2 separate regions of the Mus musculus genome follow, and region 2 is linked to region 1. Evidence: chromatin contacts called from ENCODE Hi-C or POLR2A ChIA-PET data. All regions are on one chromosome and are shown on one strand. Each heading gives the region's core, a stretch centred on a gene start or an enhancer-like site at or near the end of the contact. The rest is flanking DNA. Distances are from core to core; before and after follow the strand shown.

Region 1 (7,102 bases), core at 1,241-3,740:
AAGAGAGAGGGAGAGGGCGAGGCCATGAGATCACCGCCTTGCACTGGCACACCACACAGAGGTCCAGTGCGAGTAGCACCCGCGACTGCTACGGGGCACAAAGGCGGGTAAGGGCGAGGACACAGGATGAGTAACACACTGCTGAAGCACGTGCAACACTTACTGCGAGGGAAGAGGTCTAAGCACGTCAGAGAAGAGTCCCGTGGGAAGGAGAGGTGCAACAGTGAGCTGACACTAAGCACTAGGGGCCAGCACTGCCTGCAAGTCTGTATTAGACACTATCTTTGTAGCAATGCACCCACAAAATTAAAATGCAGACTGATGTAACTTGAGCAATCATTTTCCTACTATAAATATCGACGAGCCTTCTGACAAGGAGACTTAGGCAGCCCTGCCAGGACATCCCAGCTGCTGTGACCTGTGGCTGCTGCTGTACTCACACCTCATGCACCACTGGTAACCCAACTGCTCACGTCACTACTGCCTCTTGCCTAGATGACAGCTAGAGTGTCCTGAATGGTCTTGCTCCACTCTAAGTGCTGGAAGGGTTCTTCCAAGAACACATCAAATCAGTTCACTCCTAGATTAAAACTTTCTATAACAACATTTGGAATGTCCAGATCTCTTAAAAGGACTCAAGGTGTGGCAAGACCTGATGTTACTGACACCAGCAGCATCAGCTCAGCTTGGAAGACCTCTCTACAGAAGTCCTCCATGACACTTCAAATCCCTTGGCTAAGGATCTCGGCATGAAGGAGCGCAGATGCTGCTGACACAAGCACTCTCTACTGTCACTGTTTGCCGATCTGATTCTTCTGAGGATGGGCATGTCTTCCTTTTACTTCTAACACAGAGGTCATCTAACTGCATCCCTAGTGTCCAACACAGTGCCTAGTGAAAGGAACCAACGAACATTTTATGTCAGTGGTCCTCAACCTCCCTAATGCTGCGACCCTTGAATACAGTTCTTCACGTTGTGGTGACTCCCAACCATATACTTATTTTTGTTGTTATTTTATAACTGTAATTATTACTAAGGTAAATCATAATGAAAATATCTGTGTTTTCTGATGGTCTTAGGTGACCCCTATGAAGGGTCATTCAGTCTCAAAGGGATCACAGCCCACAGATTGAGAACTGCTGTTTCAGATGCGTGACTGTCATAAACCACTACACAGCTGCGTTCCACACCTGTGCCTGGACACCGGAGGTCTTGAACTTGCTAGACAGCTGTCCCTTTCTACAAATAAAGATGAGTGTAGTGGGCTGGGCGGTGATGGTGCACACTTTTAATTTCAGCACTCAGGAGGTAGAGGCAGGTGGATCTGAGCTTGACGCTAGTCTAGAGTACAGAGTGAATTCTAGGATAGCCAGAGCTACACAGAGAAATACTGCATAAAAAGCTAAAAGCAACCAAAGATAATTGTGATAGCTTGTAAGCTTGTACCTACTTCCTATTACTACATAACAACTTTGTGGTCTGTGACTGTGTTCTGGTCAGCTTTTGGTCAACTTGACACAAACTGGAGTCGTCTGAGAAGAGGGAACGTCAACAGAGAATGTGTCCATCAGACTGACCTGTGGACAAACTTGTGGTCACTGATGATTGACATGAAAGGGCCCCGCCCACTTTGGGTGGTACCACCCTGAACAAGTGGTCCTAGGTTTGTGAGACCGCAAATGGGCAAGCCAGTGTGCAGCTCCAGTGGCCTGGCTCAGTGCCTTCCGCAGGCACAGGACAGACTTTCAGTCACTTACTTATTCTACATATAGGCTCTTACTGGGCTGTTATCTAACAGATACAGCACAGGGCCGAGTACACTGAGTAAATGGAACCAGGCTCATTTCTTTAAGAGGTAGTCTAGTAGGAAGAAACAGTTATAATCAGGCATGAGCCAAGAGACAGAGAAGAGAGGAGCAAAGGGGAGTGCAGCCAGCCCCGCCTGAGGCTGAGGGAGGAGGGGGAGTCAGGAGAAGTACTGCTCCCCACACTCACGTGCCCGCCTGGTGCCAATGCTATCCTAACTCTTCACACAGCAATCCCCTAGGTGACACAAACACATACAATGATGGAAAATGACAGAGGTAAAGGGGCTCACTCACTCTCCTGTGCTTCCACAGTAAGGAGAGCTAGGACTGCCATGCAGCACTCTGAAGCACCTGAAGGAGTGACTGCAGACACAGGAACTGTGTTTATGTTGTGAAGGATTAAAGCCCCACCTAACATTTCTGGTTCTCTCTCTAGGCACTCAGAAGAATGGCTCCTCCCAGGCTCTTAGAAATTAGATGCAGCCACAGGCTTAACTAAGGCTGATGAAATACAAGTGGAAGTGACGTTATGTCACCTCTGAGCAGCAGCTTTGAGAACCAGCTAGTGACTCACCACCTCCTCCTCTCTATCTCTGCCAGAAGGGCTGGCAGAGCTCCTGACAGCAGCTGCCTCCTCGGCCTGGGGAGCAGACCAATGCTCCCCAGTGAAGCCACTCGAGAGAGCAAGAAGCCTGTTGGGCCATGTGGCTGAGTGTGCGCACCCTGGCACGGTGACCTGGGCAGGGAAGCTGGGGACTAAGGAGGACGGCTGTCCCAGGACACAGCCACTTACCTTTTCTTTGGCAGTGTGCCAGAGTCTAGGAGGAGTGCCCATATCTGATGAGTCCCTGCCATGGCTATCCACAGGATGTCATTTCTTTGGACCTCTGAACCTTTATGAAAATAAGTAGCATGTATTATATACATATCTGGTTACTATGATACTTTTTAGGAATTGAAATCCATAGATGATACTAGTTTTTATAAATCAGCTGTTTCAGAACACGGTTCCTCAGGGAAGATGTGTTACTAGAAACCTTCCACCTCACCTGCAACAGTTTCATGAGAACCCAAAGCTGTCATATTTTTTTTAATTAAATGCAGTACAGGGTGATAATTCAATACATGTTTACAATGTGCAATGACAAAATTAAATCAATTAGCATTTCCATTTCCTTAAACCAAATCCACACATTCTTAATAGCAGTATGTCAATCTGCATCTCTGGAAACAATGTTTTTAAACACCGATTAAAACATTTTTTATGTGACACAAAAATGGGCTGATATTCTCTAAGAAAACTCTGGCAATTTCCACAAAAGAAGTGATGCTTTTAAGAGCAGTGTGGAAGCATACTCCTGTAGTCCCAGAGGCTAAGAGGCAGATTTCAGAGGAGTGTGGTGGCCCATTCCTGTACTGCAGAGGCAGAGGGGCAGAGGGGCAGAGGGGCAGAGGGGCAGAGGGGCAGAGAGGCAGAGAGAGGCAGAGAGAGGCAGAGAGGCAGAGGCAGAGGCAGGAGAAGCCCAAGTTGGAAGCCTGTTAGACTACATAGCAAGTTCCAGGCCAGCCTGGGTTACAAAGTAGAGACCCTGTGTTAAAACAAAATAACAATAAAAAGAAGCTAAAGGAATGTGTCTTTTTATTACCAAAGGCATGGGATTTGATATTCAGACACAAAGTAGATCAGTCATTTGCAAATGCACTATCTAGTAGCCTCTAATACTTACGGGGTTGTGTCTGTAGGAGTGTGCACATGTGTGTGTGGAGGCTGGAGGTCAATGTTGTGTCTCCTTCAGTCAGGCTCTGCTTTATGTACTTACTAGACAGGTTCTCTGTGTACCTAGAGTTCACTGATCTGGCTGGACTGGCTGGCTACTGGGAAAGTCCAAGGATCCTCCATCTCAGCCCCCAGGGCTCTGAGGCAGGCCGAGCTTTTTATGTGGGTGCTCAAGACTGAGTTCAGATCCTCATGCTGCACGGCAAGCCCTTCAGCAAATGAGCCACCTCTCGGGCCTGGTTTAAAATCCTTCAAGGAGTTTAGCAGACCAAGGGTACAGTATATTATAATATGCTGTTTACTACCATGAATTTTACCATCTTATTTTTGTCTAAATCTGAATGATGTCACACTTATTATAAGGGGAAAAGCTCTGCTCCTCAGATTTATTCTGTTAACATATTTAATTAGGAGGCACTCTGAAGTAACTGAGACGCTTTAACTAAAGTAGTCTGGTAAGACATTATCTTACAGAATTATTTTATTTGTAATTTTTTAAATTTCAAGTATTTTGTGATGAGAAGGGTATTCGTTCCTAATTAGTAATAAGTTTCAGATGTCTTTTAATTTAGTAACAACAGAAACAACGTACAATGATGACGGTTCTCAAGTTATCAAGGATACTATATCTCTGAGCGCTTTCCAAAACCCATTCCCGACTTTGGAAAGGCCCCTGAGATAGGTACTGTTAGCAAGTCCCACTCCAGATGAGTGCCCAAGCACAGGGAAGCTAGCATGCCAGGTCAACTAGCCAGCAAAGGAAGGAACTGAACTCTGGGCCCAAGCCAGGCTGAGAGCAACAACGCCTCAGTCATGGTGTGCTGATCCGCTCTCTGTTCTCAACTGCTCTGCAGCAGGAAGTACCTCAGTGTGCTTCCTTCACACAACCGTGCCTGCAGATGTAAGTGCTACCAACGGGGATTCTGCTGCCCATGTTCTGGGGACTCAGTCTCTGCTTTATCACTTTAAAAGGAGATCAAAAGGCCTGCACAATTAATTTTTAACACACATCACTTCATCAGTTATTCTAGGGCTACTCTCTGGGACTGCTAAAATGACTATGTCATCTAAGCTAATAAAATATTCCATTATTTCAGATATAATGACATTCAGATGAGAACTGCTTACAGGCAGCAGTACTCAAATGTCAGCCATGATCATTATTTCATGAATCTGGATCTTACCTTTAGAGCATGTTGCATTAGGCAAGCATAATAGATCTACAAACTCAACAGCCTGGAGCAGATGGCACTGAGGGTAAAGAGTAGGACACAATGTCTCCCTCACGTTTGTTAATTCGATAATAAGCACTGACTACTACTGTACTACAACACACAGTATCCACAATGCACAATGTTTACAACTGCTTACTTGTGTTAAAACCATCACAAATCGAAGATTATAAAGGTACTGTCTAGGACCCAGTACATGCCAGTTCAACAGAAACAACCTACGATGATCATATCAAACCATGGGAATGAGTTCAAGTTCCTGATTAGATAAAGGTATTATTAACCAAGGAAATGAACAACAGAGTAACAGAAAAGCTTCAGTAAGCGAAATAAACAAAGGCACGAATGGGTCGTACTTTTACAACGTCTGGAATGTTTCCCACTCACGATATTCCAAAGCCTATATTTATCCCATAACGTGTTTAGACTAATACACAGAGAACTGTAGACAATTACAGTTTGAAGCCCACTACTAGGCTCTCCTAATTTGCTCTCAATGGAATTAAATTAAGCACCTGGTGTGATGATGGCCTTTGACACAAGAGGACTCAAAGCATCCTTTCTATGATCGAGGAGCCAAATAGTTCAGGGTCTGAATCCTGGCTGCAGTTTCTTCACCTGCCAAGTGAGGCTGACTGTCCAGCCTTAAAGATAGCCAAGGGGATGAGTCCAGGCTTGGGAAGCTAAGCACCACACAGTACTGGTGAGTGCTGGGTCCTAGACAGTACCTGCAGGCTCTCAGTTCCTACACCAAGAATGCTCCCTCTCCCTTCTCCTAGGACTCGCACTGGCAGTCCCCAGCTTGTAGCTCTGTTCAGACTCTTGCTTCCCTACCCAGCATGGCAAACCTGTACCATTATCCTCCAAAATCACCACCGAGGGGAGCAAACCTCACCAAAATCAGCTCTGCTCGTGAGAGAGACAGTACCAAGGTCATCCCAGAACGAACCCTTATTTTATTACTAATTACTTCTATTTATTTTTCATATTTTAAAGATATCTAAGTGTAACTGGATTATATTTCTGTGGATTTTACTTTGATTTTTCAGATAATTTACAATGGGGTTGGGCTTGGAATCTAACAGGGCTGAGAATTCTCGAGTTACATATGAAAATGCAGCCTTTCAGGGCTTCTTAATGTTTCTAATCATAAAAACTGAGCAAACTAAGACCCACAGATAACCTATTTATGAATTTGATAAGGAACACTTTCAAGGTAATTGATAGCAACCATCATATTTAATGATGAAACAGTATAAACATAACATGCTCCTGCCAACAGAAATGAGATAAAAGACCTACCATTACCTCTATACAGCACCACATGAAGGTCCTACCTTGTGGAACAAAAGCAATACTCACACTCACACACACACACACACACACACACACACACACACACTCTGTCCTTCCTCTCCTACCTAAGACACCTTCTGATTGGTTCAGTAAAGAGTTGAACAGCCAATAGCTAAGTAGGAGAGGATGGGTAGGAGTTCTGGGCAGAGATAGGAACTCTGGGAAAGAATCCGCACAGGGGATTTGCCAGCCAGACATGGACAAAGGCAGAGGTGCTGAGACTGAAGGAGAGGTAACAGGCCACGTGACAGAATGCAGATTAATATAAGCAGGTTAATTTCAATTATACAAGCTAGCTGAGAGGTAGCCAGCTAAGGCCTAAAGCTTTCATGACTACTAAAGTCTCTGTGACATGACTTGAGATGCTCGGATGGAACTGCAGCTTCCTACTCCCAGGTGAGAAACTGGCTCACTCCCACTAATGTCTGAGAAGTTCTTCAAAGGTAAAGTATAATTACCAACAAAGATTTCTTTAAAAAAAAAAAAAGGAATAAATTCAATAAAAGAGATTTGAAAAACGCCCAGTCCAGCTTTGAAAAAAGCTGACCAGCACCCTCCTGCTGACCCCTGTGAAATCTGCAGTGTAAACACTGGTTTCCACCATCCTGAAGGCTCTCATAAAGCCGCCTGTGCCTCCAGGGAAAAGCAGTGATGTGTCACCCAAAGCACAGGGAAAGACGGACTGCAGCTGCGGGAGGGAAGGCAGCAGAGAAGCTCCACGCTGTGTGAAGGGAGGGCTTCTGCTGGGGAGGCAGGATGCAAGGTCTTCCCAAGACTGTGGAGTGCCAAGGACAGTGAAGAGCAAAGGTCTGTTCTAGAGACAAGCATACAGAGACAACCAAGATATGGCTCTGTGTACTGGGATGACAGAACAGAACCCCAAGGATAAAGAATGCCACCAAGAAGACCCTCAGGCAGCTACACCCCA
Region 2 (7,102 bases), core at 3,005-5,504, 160 kb after region 1:
AGGGAATCAGATGCCCTCTTCTGGACTACACTGTACAGTACACATGTGCAATCACAGAGACACGCATACACACATACACAGTACACACAAGTAATTACAGAGACACGCATAAACACATACACCGTACACACACACATGTAATCACACAGACATCCATACACACATACACATAAATAAAAACAAGAGAATTTAAAAATGAGTCAGGTTTCAGCATGTAGTACGAAACTCCATTCTAGGCTTCCAAAGGCCCCCGTAGTTTCGTTTCTGGGCTGATCCTGCTCGGAGTCCTCCTTCACAGGCTCAGGTGTGCAGTGACAGCTCATGAGGCTCTCGGAGCACAGCAAGAGCCTGGAGAGAGAGAGAGCCACAGTGGGCTCATGCCTTGTCCAGCTAACCATCAGTCTTGCGCCTCTGCACACAGCAATCCTGACAGCTAGCTACGGCCCAAGCCACTCTGTCTCCCAATCCCATGCCTTATTACCAGGCTCTGGACACCCTCTCCTGCACTCTTCTTCCAGGAGAGCTTTAAACAATTAAGACCAAACAAAAGCTAAATCCAATTGTGTTTGTTCCTTGCCCAGAGCTACCCAGTGGGTTTCCGCTGCTGAGAAAGATGCCAACGTCCTGGCCTCCACCACGTGCCTGGTGGTGCCACATCCCTCCGCACCTTTTCTTTCAATCATCCCACCATAAATAAACAACCATGAACTCGTCTATCCTGTGCTCACCACTGGCCCTGGCTGTTGCTTTTTCCTCTGCCTGGCATCTCGTGGTGCCCCAGATCACACACTACCTCCCTTCGGTTCACTGGGGCCGACACCCCTTTCACCACCAGCACCTGGCTGAATATAAACCAGGACTCACAAATGCCCAGTGCCTCCAGCTTGACTAGGTGAGCACCCCATTCATCCGTGGGCGAGCTGGGGACTTCAGCTGAGCGGAGGGAGCGGCACTCGTAGTCTCCCACCCCCAACGGTGCACGTCCAAAGGGACTGACTTCAGAGATGGGAAGGTTGCTCAAGTTCTAGTATGCCAGGGTGGTTGTGCTCACGGGACAGGTCAACATTCACAAGGCACGCAGTTACCGGTAAATAAACGTCACGGGCATTTTTAAGTTACCATGGTTTATCACTGAAAGGGTCTAGCTGTGCTGTGGCATCAAGACAAGACAGAGAGGGAAGATACTGCCCACGATCCTGGTGGGCCATCCACACTCTGCTGTGGGAGAGAACACAGTATGCTGCTCTCTATGGCCATCTCTCGACATGGCTCCCATCTTCCACCCCATCCCCCTAGACGCCTGCGAGGTGTCTCTCAGCATCGACACAGGTGAAGTTCACAAGTGAAGTCCCCAGCACTGTCAGCAAATTGAGCATTCGGTCACTTTAATATCACTATCAAAAGCGTCCCAGGACAAGTCACTCAGCTGATGCTTATCTCAGAGTCCGCCTGGTCTTTAATACACCATCTAAAGGGCCCCTTCCTATGAGCAAAAATCCCTGCCCTGGGCTCAGTCAGAGGCATTCTTTGTGCCCTCGTCCTAGCAGGTAAAAAGGAGCCACCGTCTACCTGAACATCAGCAGCTACAACCAAGCAGATCACTAGACTCTGGGAGACCAGGCTAATTAATTAGCTCCCTGAAGGCAGCAGGTCCCCTGCAGGGGCAAGGAAGGGAAAAGATGCTTTGAAAGATCCAGATTAGCTACATCCTCAGTGGGCTATCACCCGTAGAGTCGGGACGTCTGAATGTGGCTCTAATCCTTGCCCGGGTACTTGCAGGCCTTTTTCTATATAAGGACTTAGACCATATGGACCGAACCCCACAGAGTAGCGCTGGGCACTACCCACAGCTAGGTCAAGGGACAAAGGTCTTTCTCTGAATCTGACAAAGGCACAAAGAGTGCAGAACAACTCCAGGTACTCCTCATTATGAACAAATGCACGGGCATTTCTTTAGTTTTCAGCTTCACGGTCAATCAGCAGTCAGTCACTGCCCCATGAACTCTGAGAGACAAAGTCAGACACAGCATAAAACTGGCCATGGGCTTTCTTTTGCACATGTGTATAGAAGGGTGGGCATGTCCTGCCACCTTCACCCATGCATGCACATATGCAAGCTGCAGGACTATGTCTTCTGCCTTTGTCAATCACATTCGACCCCCCCCCACCCATCTACTGATCCATCATCCATCCACCCACTCACCCACCTACCCATCTATCCATCCATCTACCCACCCACTCATCTATCCATCTACCCACTCATCCACCTCCCCACTTACCTTCCCACTCACCCACCTCCCCACCCATCCACCCACCCTTCCATCCATCCATCAATGCACTCACCCACCAACCCATCTACGCACCCATCTATCCATCCATCCATCCATCCACCCACTCATCCACCCATCTACCCATCCATTCACCCACCTACTTACCCACTCACTCACCCACCCACCTACCCACCCACCTACTTACCCACTCACTCACCCACCCACCTACTTACCCACTCACTCACCCACCCACCTACCGACCCACCATCCATCCATCCACCCACCCATCCAACCATTCATCCATCTACCCACCCACCCACCCACCCACCCACTCATCCACCCATCTACTTACTGAGACCAGATCTTTCACTGAACCCTCAGCTTGACCTTTCAGCTAGGCTGACTGACCAGCAAGGCCCAGGGATAGCTGCCTGTGTCCACCCCCATTGCTGTGGTTATCAACATAAGCCAATGGCCCCAGACTGTATACAGGTGCTGGTCTCTGAATTCAGGTCTATGCCTGAGCCGTAGGCACTTCATCCACTAAGCCATCTCTCCAGGCCCTGGCTGAGGATTTTCTAAGCCAGCTTCTGTCATTTTCCATTCTACGCATAACACACACACACACACACACACACACACACCCCTCCACCTCTTCCTCTCCCTTTGTCAATTCTCTGCTGATAAATCTAGCTGTTCCTCGGCCTTTTTTTTTTACACACAGAAGACTTTCTAAGGAAACATGGGACTCTTGTTTGGCGGCTGTCATATTTAAGTACAAAATCCAGGATAAATCAGACTAGTGAATTAAAAGTTCTAAATCCTCTTAAAAGCTTGAGTGTTCCACAATTGGCTACAGATTAAAAAAAAAAAATCTGGCCACTAAATCACTGTACTTAGGGCCACACAAGCGAGAGATTGCAACCAATGATGGCGATGACATCCTATAGATCGACCTTTGAAGTCGCTGACACCAAGGGAGAAACAAGTCACACTGGGGGTGAGGGGGTGGGGACAGGCGGAGCAGCTGTGTATCCATCCTTCCTGAGTGCTGGTTTTCCATTGACATAGCCAAGGACCACTTTCTTCATAGGCCAGACAGCCACAGAACTCTTCCAGGAACATAGATAACACCAGCATCGATTACTAGGAAGGATTTGGATTATCCTAGCTTCTTGGGCAGAAAGCCATTTCTTGCAGTCTCCGATTTCAGCATGAGGCCAACTGAGTCATTTTTTTTGAGTTTAAAGAAGAAGAGGAAGAGGAGGAGGGGGGAGAGGAAGAAGAGGAGGAGAAAGATGACAAAGAAAACCCCGCAGGCTATTTCTATAAAAGGGGCTGTATGAAGAAGCTCCAGCAACTGTTACCAGACAACACGGTGGGATCCAAAAGCTATCCTGCCTACTTGATTAGGGAGAGAGAAAGCTCAGAGAGCACAGTGGACTTCTACAATCCACTCTGGGTGCCAGTATAATTTTCTCCATCACTGGAGTAGATAAATACAGGTTTTTATCCTCTTACAGATCCCCTGAGCTGCTCGAAATGTGAATTATCCCTTTCTACATTTGGAAGGGAATATAAGCACACAAACCCGTGCCTATTTATTTTCTGAAGTGTTTCCCTGAATAGGATTCCCAGTAGCCTGTCCTGCAGACATTGCTCAGCACACAGTAAACACATCAGCGGGCACACAGCTCCCTGCTGCTGCTGCTGCTGCTGCGTTTGGAACCGGGCTCTGGCTTTTGTAGCTGCTTTGTCTAAATATTTTGGGGATGGTTCAGTCAGGGTTTGAACATTCCAGCAGAGGGGCTTTCCCACAGTCTTTTCATACCACAGCAAAGGCGGACCAGGGTGCTGGACGGGGAGAGCAGAGAGGGAGGTACCTGGTGTCCCCGTCTGGAAGCAGTCCCCTCTGTAAGACCAGGCTTCCTCCCGAGACCACAGGGAGTGAGTTGCCTTCTTCTCGGTAGTAGTAAAAACTCAACATGGTTGGCGCTCAGCTGGCGACGGGAGGCTGGCACAGAAGGCAGCCCTGAAGGCCCAGGCCTGAATCAGCAGTGAGCTGCCCGCTGGAGTTTTCCATAGGACATTCAGGCTGGGGCTGGGAAGGTCACACTGGCCTCTGGCTTCCCTGCTGACAGGCAGAAATGACCAGCCTCCACACTGAGGCCCCCACATCCCAGGGACAGCTCCCTGTGGACAGAGTGATAAGTACTAGATCCAGAGGGGAAGTGACCACGGGGTCTGTGTTGGAGGACCAGACTTCACACACACACACACACACACACACACACACACACACACACACACACGAAGCCAGAAGGCTATCTTCAAGAACAATGAGCAGCAGGTGGGTGGCCGAATGAACGGTCATCAGCAGAGTGTTCACAGAATAGTGTGGCAGAGCTCTGTGAATGGACTAAGTGAGAATGCTACCCCAAGCATGTTCACACACATGGACAGTTGGTTGACCCCAGTGCCAGGCTTCGAGCAACATTGGTTTGTAAGTGAGCAAAACTAAGACGATTGCTCCTGGGGAATCTGCCAGTCCATCCAGGCTCATGAGGTTGGCTTTCTTCCAAAGGTAGTTAGGCTAGGGTTAGGATGAGCAGACAGGGTTTACAAAGTCCTTTCATCTTCGGGGAAGACCGGTTGCCAGGGGGGTTTTGCATAAAGAAATCACTTTCCAGAAGTGATCACATTTCCCAGTTTCAACCTTCCAAATGCAACTGGGAAAAAAGTGTGCATGAAAGGACCCAAGGCACGGGACGCAAACTGCTTGATGGCTGCCCCAGGGCTCGACGAGTGTTACAGGCACTGAAAGGGGAAGCAGGTGACAGTCAGGTGGTGGCCACAGTGTCCCTGTGGTTACCTGCCATCCTCTACTGTTAACAGAGCTCTTCTCACAGTGTGTGAAGGACAGATGCAGAGAAGCGACGTACATTCCAAGAGTTAAAAGAGAAGAGCAAATTCCTTTCTCCAAACATTAACTAACCTTCCCGTGTCTCTTTCCTTCCTTTCCCCTGACCAAAACAGGAGGCGGAGACAGACCGACAACAATAAAAATCATCAGAAGACTTCAGGAAAAATCATTCAGGGGAGGAAACGGTGCGGAGAATTGTCTTCAAATACCACAGACAGGCAGTGTGGAAGACAGTAATGTGTGTGGATGACTGTAGGACCCAGAAGGGCTCACCATCTCCAGTCCTGAACCGCTCCGTCTGCAGCTGTGAGTGACATTTGATGGATGGTGGATGTATGGGTTGACCTATGGTTGACGAATGGTTGGGCACACTGTGCTCCGAGCTGGGCCTGCAACCTCACCACCGAGGACCTGCTGGGCGACCTCACCTTTGCTGGTGACAACGGGAATAGAGTATTCTTCTTCTTCATACAGAAATGAGTCTGACAAATCACAATCACCTCGTCAGGGGGGGGTCTTCATTCCAGAGGCCATCTCTTCCTCATCAGCTACATTCGAGAAGTAAAAAAGCTGAGTCTCCTTATTAAATTCTCAACCCAGTGCACAGGAAGAATATGAAGAAATGGAGGTTAAGATAACCTTGCGGTTTCCACAGTCTCCCAAATGGTGAGTGAGAGACCGGGCCAGGACGTGAGCAGAGCCTGTCTGAGTCCACCAAACCTCCACTGGCATTTTTGGAAGTCCAATTTGTTGACAAATCTTTATAACTTTAAAATAAAACTGGGACGCAGGCGCCCAGTACGCTAGAGCTCAAGGGGAAGGTTTTTATACTGAAAACTAAATGCTCTGGGTTTAATTTAAAGTTCTGATCTTTTAGGGTGCTCAGTCCCGGCACCTTCTGATCAGCGGTGCCTCTGCCTGCGCAGGAACAGGCTCCAGCATGCTTGATTTAGCACACAGCCCTTGGAAGGGAGGGGTGGGGGGGACAGCTCGGCCTCGTCTTTCTCGTCTATTAATTACAAGCATTGTTCCCTTGGAGCTCCCTTCTTTCCCCCTAAGCGAAGGCAGCAGCCACCTGATCGCTCTTATAATTACACAAGCAACACATTTTTAAATAGGGAGCTGTTTATATATAACACATGCTCGTGGAGAAACCCAGACTACAGGATGGGAAAAAGAATTATAACCAAGTGCCATTTACTAAACACTCCCTAGGGGACGAAGGATGGAAGGGCCACGTGACTCGAGCCTGCAGAAAGGAGTTTATCCGACTCAGAGAGGCAGCCTTTGCTCCTGTCCTCTGCCTCAGATGGGCACGGAGACTCTCAGCCGGGGACGAGGGAGGGCCAGAGAAGCCTAGGGGACTGACAACTGGGTGAAGTCTGTTCACTACTCCGCAGTGTTTCCTTGAATTCTGACCTTGTGTGACGTTCACTTGAGCTTCTGACTTGGCAAGTGACATGTTAGAATGCAGTGTTTTCCGGGGGTGGGCAGACCGCTCTTGGTTTGCACCCCCAGTGACTTCCAGTGTTCACTCCATCAAGACCATTCCATGCCTATCTGGTGGCTTACCCAATTTTCCAGGCAGAACCATTTCATCTTGCCTGCCCTCCAGCGCCCCCTGGCGATGCCCTCAAATTTCTGTTCCTCTTCAGGCTTCCTTCCCCATCCTCTCCAGGCTCCTAGTCCTACGCTCAGCATTTTATACATTTTATTTTCTGAGGATACGCCCAAGCATTCTACAAAAATTTAACTCACGGCCCAGGCAGAGACTGCATGGCTCACAGACAGCTAATGGCCGCTAATGGCCTCCAGCTGCTCAAGGGTCACTGTTGCATTCAGAGAGGGCTCCGTTCAGGACCTTGAGGGCACCGGGCCTTGTGCTATCAACTGTAATTCATATTTAATG

Evidence for each region. Hi-C counts contacts between places; a loop is a spot of excess contacts on that map. ChIA-PET counts read pairs that join two places held with the same protein, here RNA polymerase II (POLR2A).
Region 2: POLR2A ChIA-PET joins it to region 1 with 14 read pairs in Patski. The contact joins two enhancer-like sites. A Hi-C loop is called at or near these places in 1 of 37 maps with a recorded cell type or tissue (gastrocnemius). POLR2A ChIA-PET finds 5 or more read pairs at or near these places in 2 of 5 experiments (Patski and embryonic stem cell).

What each region holds. Positions count from the first base shown.
Region 1 is chr19:56,583,770-56,590,871 of GRCm38, reverse strand. Nhlrc2 (NHL repeat containing 2) reads right to left here. Exons shown (of 11, transcript NM_025811.3): 6 at 2,603-2,702. Among named protein-coding and RNA genes, the nearest start is that of Nhlrc2, 39 kb to the right of the region's middle. Within about 2 kb of position 2,490, at least 1 of the 3 ENCODE cell types and tissues checked has a DNase peak (open chromatin) inside an H3K27ac peak, as active enhancers do; it is gastrocnemius, where a contact is called at or near this core.
Region 2 is chr19:56,422,916-56,430,017 of GRCm38, reverse strand. The region is part of intron 2 of Casp7 (caspase 7); the gene reads right to left. Among named protein-coding and RNA genes, the nearest start is that of Gm46657, 29 kb to the left of the region's middle. Within about 2 kb of position 4,254, at least 2 of the 3 ENCODE cell types and tissues checked have a DNase peak (open chromatin) inside an H3K27ac peak, as active enhancers do; they include gastrocnemius, where a contact is called at or near this core.